Linked DNA regions of Homo sapiens: region 1 is linked to region 2. The links are chromatin contacts, found by Hi-C in ENCODE. All regions are on one chromosome and are shown on one strand. The core of a region is the stretch at or near the end of the contact, and the rest is flanking DNA. Distances in the headings are between cores, read along the strand shown.

What was found. Hi-C counts contacts between places; a loop is a spot of excess contacts on that map. Pooled maps may share reads with other maps.
Region 1: a map of mammary epithelial cell shows a loop between it and region 2 (2.9-fold over the local background). The contact joins the promoter of CARD18 here to the promoter of CASP4 in region 2. A Hi-C loop is called at or near these places in 3 of 168 maps with a recorded cell type or tissue (PC-3, endothelial cell of umbilical vein and mammary epithelial cell) and 1 of 50 pooled maps.

What each region holds. Positions count from the first base shown.
Region 1 is chr11:105,138,349-105,141,291 of GRCh38, forward strand. CARD18 (caspase recruitment domain family member 18) reads right to left here and starts at 1,421. Exons shown (of 3, transcript NM_021571.4): 1 at 1,372-1,421; 2 at 464-730. The coding sequence starts at 1,378. The coding sequence ends at 465.
Region 2 is chr11:104,966,994-104,969,937 of GRCh38, forward strand. It overlaps CASP4 (caspase 4), which reads right to left and starts at 1,581. Exons shown (of 9, transcript NM_001225.4): 1 at 1,526-1,581. The coding sequence starts at 1,532. It overlaps LOC124902813 (a long non-coding RNA gene), which reads left to right. Exons shown (of 2, transcript XR_007062986.1): 1 at 1-1,167; 2 at 1,292-1,587. RefSeq lists an enhancer at 1,381-2,580.

The DNA of each region.
Region 1 (2,943 bases), core at 171-2,670, 170 kb after region 2:
TTCTTTGACAATTCCATCATCATTGTATATTCTGAAAAGTACTTAATAGGGAGATGGGGTAAGAGCAGGGTGGTAGGTACAAAAAGAGCTTATACCTTCTCTTCTAATAAATACATGGGCTTCTTAGGCTCAAGAGGGAGTGATATTGTACATTGCTCCCCAGGACCATTAAAAGATTCAGGATAAAACATCTAGGCTCTTTAAATGAACTACAGTAATGATCTACCACCTACATAGAATTAGAGATGAGCTGTGGTCAGCAGGGAGTACTGAGAGAACAGGTACAAGGGACACAAAAACGTAGACAGAAGAGACATAAGCTAGAGCCATGCATAAAGGAATGGAGTCTGAGGCTAAAATGATAGGAACCCTATTATCAACTGACAAGACAAGTGAAGAAAATCATAACTGAATTCAAGATACAGGGCCTATTTGGACATTAGGTTGAATCATTCCACCTTACCTTAGTGCAAACCCATCTTTGAGGCAAGTTGAGGGTCTTCTTCACAGAGATGCTTGATAAATTTGCAGCAAGACTTGGGTCCTTTTCCAGTAACAAGGTCAATCAAGACTCGAGCCTTATCCATGACAGTGTCATTTTCATCTCTCACTTTGTTCATGTCTTCCTGGCTAATAACTTCATCCTCTAATAGGCAATCCAGCAAGGCATTTATTGTGCCTGCACCCACTGAATGGATAAAAATTCTTCTCTTTTTACGCAAGAGTTGGTCTGTTGGAAGCACAAAGATTCCTCAAATAATGAACATGACACAATTTCCCTCTCAATTTACCAACAGGGTAACAATCATTTAAACATTTCTCTCCACAAGTACAGTAATCCCAAGGAACGGTCTTATACCTTTGCATTTACTCCACGTACTTCCTTCTGATTCTAGCATTACCTACATATGCTCACTGAGTGACCTGGGAAACTTGACTTCATGATTTTTCTGTGAATCTCCTAAAAATCAGAAGTCATTCTATTCTGACACATCCCAGTTTCTTGAATTTTGAAGGGAATTGACAGTTTCATGAATTTTGAAGGGAATTGACTGTTTCCTTTGAGAACAACAGCTACTGATACCCATCCTGTGCCCATTCTCATCCTGAACTACATAACTCTTCAAATGTGGACAACACTAGCAAAATTATAGCAGATACCAGTAGGATCCCAGATTCTTCCTGGCCTTTATCTGTTCCTTCAAAAACGCTGTGCAAGTCTGGGCATCTTCCCACCCTGCCTCTCCCTTCTTCTTTCTCTCTCCACCCCAAGGCTGCCCACACAAACCTTCACAAAGCCTAATGAGAAAGGCAGTCCTTTCCCAAACTAATTCCTCCCTAAGACCTATCCTCTTACTGGGGAAGACTCACCAGCCATGGCTCCTCACGTTGGCACTTGCAATGTGTGTTACACTTGCAATGACAGGCAAGGTAGCTCTATCCTTTTAGGCAGGGCGTGTACACAGATCAATGAACAATACTTACACCTACACATGTGTATTTATAATTATTGCCCAAGAAGCTGTTAACTATTGTCATTTCCCAAGGTATTTTTACACAATTGAATCTCAGATTGTAGCATGAACTGTGCCCATAAGAAAATTGCTTTACCATTCCTTGGTGGGTGAGAAACAAGAATAGGAGAGAATTGAGAAGGCACACACAGAGCTAAACACATGCAGTAAACAATCTTTAATTCACTGAGATTTAAATGGAAAGTAAAATCACAGTATAGGGTAGTTGTGCCACCTAAATCAAGTACTAAGAGTTCCTTTTTTAAATTGTGGTAAAATACACATAATATAAAATTTACCATCTTAGCCATTTTACAGTATCCAGTTCAGTGGCATTAAGTACATTCACATTGCTGTGTAGCCATCAATATCATCCAACTGTAGTTGTTTTCATTTTGGGAAATTGAAACTCTATACTCCTTAAACAGTAACTCTCTATCCTTTCCTTCCATCAGTCCCTGGCAACTAACATTGTACTTTCTGTCTTTATGAATTTGACTTCTCTAGGTATCTCATGTAAGTAGAATTATACAGTATTCATTTTTTGATGCCTGACTTATTTCACTTAGTGTAATGTCCTCGGTGTTTATTCATGTTGTGGCATGGGTCACAATTTCCTTTCTTTCTGAAGTTGAATAATACTCCATTCTATGTATGTACCACATTTTAGTTTACCCATTCTTCATTGAGCACAAATTTCTTCCCTTTTGCTATTGTAAATAACACTGCTATGAACATGGTATACAAATATGTTTTTGAGATTCTGCTGTCAATTATTTGAATATATACCCAGAAGTGGAACTGACAAATCATAGAGTAATTCTATTTCATTTTGTTTTGTGAAATCGGTATGCTGTTTTCCATAGCAGCTGCACTGTATTACATTCCCACATATAAAGCAGAAGCGTTCCAGTTTTTCCATGTCCTCACCAATACATATTATTTTTCTGTTCTTTTGATAATAGCCATCCTAATGGGTGTGAGATGGACTAAGACTTCTTACCTTCCTTTCATTGTTTTTTACCTAAGCTCTAGGCAGTCTCCAGACGCAGAAATGGTGTATGAAGCAGTTTTGCTATTTGGAATAAAAGTGCTTTGTTACGTAAGGCTCTTTTTCTTCAGATGGCACCATTTTAAGTAACACTGTATTACAAAGATTAAGGGCACAGACTCTGAAGCCAGAATGGTTGGATCCATATTTTAACTGCTGATCTTAGGAAAGGAAATTAACCAAGCTTTAGTCTTCCCATCTGCCAGATAGGTTTGATGATAATTCCTACCTTGCAGTTTTATTGCAAGTATTTAATGAACAAATATAAGTCATTAAAATAGCCCCTGGCATAAAGGAAGCACCTCAATTATTATATATGTCCATGTAAAATCCCCTATTCATCTCATCAATTCATTCAACATAAATATTCAGCATAGT
Region 2 (2,944 bases), core at 331-2,830:
ATTTTTTGTTATTATAATAATCACTGAATGAAAGCTGCAGTGATAATAAAAATGGCAGGAATCAATTAGAGGAAAAAACTTATCAGGACCACAGTTTTGGTTCCAGGCAAAGTGATGTAATGCTTAAACACATTACAGGATACAATTCCTCAAGAGTTTAAGGTAATAATAGCTGTCTACATTTGGTTGTTTATAATTATCAAACCACGACTTGTTTTTGACTAGTGGCTTTCAATTTACCCTATCTTTATCTAATGATCCCTTGATTCCAGAGCTTAAGTTAAATGTTGTGAAGTTAGACATAAACCCCGGAGAGAATTGTTCTATAGGGAGAATCAAAGGAGTAAAGAAACAACAACAAGGTAATATGAGTGAAGTAAATACAGTATTTTTTTATGAAGTTGAAATCATGCTTTACAAAGATTAATGGAAAAACTGGATACACATGTTTCAAAAGGTAGAAAAAATTGTCTGAAAGTTCAGATAGTAAAAAAGAGAAAAGGCAATAGGGAGCCACTGTATGTCCCTGAGCAAAGTTAATTACATTAATAGATCACTAGCAGATAAGCAGAGAGTGTTAACTAACTGGTCAACTTTCCTAATAGAACAAACCTATGTCAAGTCAGTTTCATAAGAATTATGTGACGATCTTCAAAGGTAATAAATGCCTGCAGGGTATTTAAGATTGAGCTATTCGCGGTGAGGAAGGGGGTAGTCATCTGACTTTTTTTATATGACTACAGATTGCTGCGATATGTTATAAGGTTTAGAATTCACTGATCTAGTCCAATTTCTTCCTTTTCCTGTGAGGAGAATGAAGCCAAAGAAGCGTTATGACCTGCTGGAATACTAGCTGCCTAAGTAACTCTATCCCTTAGGCTTTTTCAGCTTCTGTGTATAAGACAGGTGACCTAAAAGTTGTGTGCAGAATGGATTGGAGAGTTAAGTCCTGGAGGGAAGGATACCAGTTAAAAACAATAACAACGGCAAAACAAAACAACTGTGATATTAACCCATGAAATATTATATTAAAGTAGTCAGTATCAGGACCAACGAGAAAGAGGAAAAAATTGAATCACTTTAAACAGACCAAGAATGTAATTCACAATAAGAGATGTCGAAGAAGATAACAATTCAGAGGCTCTCAGATCTGATTCTGCGAAAAAGGTTTGTGATCTGGGCAATTAATTTGGAATCAAAAGAAAGATTTCAGAGTGCATTTCGAAACTTCTAGAATTGTCTCACACAAATAACTTCCTCTGGCTTTCTTTACCCTCCCTTTGATTACCAGAAGCTGAAAGAAAGGAATTAACTTCTTTCTGGCTCAAAGACATCTGGAAAACATATGACCTCCGTCAATATCTCTAACACCAGGTCCCATGATTCAAACTACACACAATCAGTAAGAAAAGGAATTCAACATGTGTGCTATCGGCTCACTTCCTTTCTTGTGTTTATTTCAGAGCAATAAATCAAGTGTTTTCTAAGTTCCTACTCCCAAACTCCTAGTCAGAAAAGGACTCACCTGCCATAGGGAACAGCCTCTGTCCTTTTTTACAGCGTTGGAAAGAGCCTCAGAGTCAAAAATGAAAGTAAACTATGTATTTCCTTATTGCAAAGGGCGGAAACGTGTAATTACAGATTGTGAAACTGCTGCTCAGAATTCCAGACTCATTATCAGGAAGTGCCTTGTCATCAGCAAATTGGCATCCAATTACTGGAATTTAGTTTCTGACTTGGGGGAAAAAAATGAAAATGACAAAATATTATCCTGTGGGTTGACACCTCAGCTTGTTTCTTTTCTTGTTTCCTGTGGCCACCCAAACTTCTTCTATCCATCTGTCTCTTCTCTTCCTGATCTCTCAGTTTTTCTTTCTCTGATTACAAAGAACGACAATGACTGAAGAAGTTTAATCTAACAACTCTTTTTCATTTCCTGATAAGAATTAACCCAATAGTTCATATTTCCAGCTTTTTGGGCAGGCACTGAGCTGCAGGAGTTTTTACATAGTCCAGCAGCTCCCGGAACTCTAGTGAGGCAGGAGTCCCGTCCACTCCCATGGAAAGGGGGCTGAAGCCAGGGAGCAAAATGGCCTTGCAGCAGGTCCATTCTCACAGAAGCCTGCAAGCTTAGATCCGCTGGATTAGAATCCCCACTAGCCAGCATAGCAGCCTGGAGTACGCCAGAGATGACCGAGTTCCCCAGGGGAGGGGCGACTGCCATTACTGCAGCTCTAGTCAGCGGTTTTTCCCTACCAGTGCTAGGGAGGCTGGGCAGATTGGACTGGGCAGCAGTCTTCACAGTGCAGCACAGCCGCTGTGGCAGATCATGGCCAGACTGCTTCTTTAGGTGGGACCGGGATCCATCCCTCCTCTCCCGGCAAGAAATGCTTGCAGGAATTTCAGCAACTCCACCTAGAGTTTACAGACAGAGCTCTCATTTCCCTGGTACAGAGCACCTGCGGAGAGGGGCAGCTGCGGTCTCAGGTTCAGCCAACTTAATCTTTCCTGCCTGCTGGCTCTGAAGAGTATCAGCGATCCAGACAAGGGGGATTCCCCCAGCCCAGTGCACCATCTCTGCTAAGGGATAGCCAGACTCTTTCCTTAAGTGAGTTCCTGATCCTGGGCCTCCTGACTGGGTTAGACCATTCAACAGGGGTTGCCAGACACCTCATACAGGAGAGTTCCAACAGGCGTCAGGTCAGTGATCCTCTGGGAAGAAGCTTCCGGAGGAAGGAGGAGGCAGCACTCTTTGCTGTTCTGCAGCCTCCATTGGTGATACATAGGTGAACAGTGTCTGGAGTAGATCCTCAGCACACTGCAGCAGACCTGCAGAGGAAGGGCCTGAATGTTGGAAGAAAAACAAAAAAAAATAAAACAACAATAACACAGCATCAACAAAAAAGACCCTACAAAAATCCCATCCAAAGGTCAACAGCTTTAA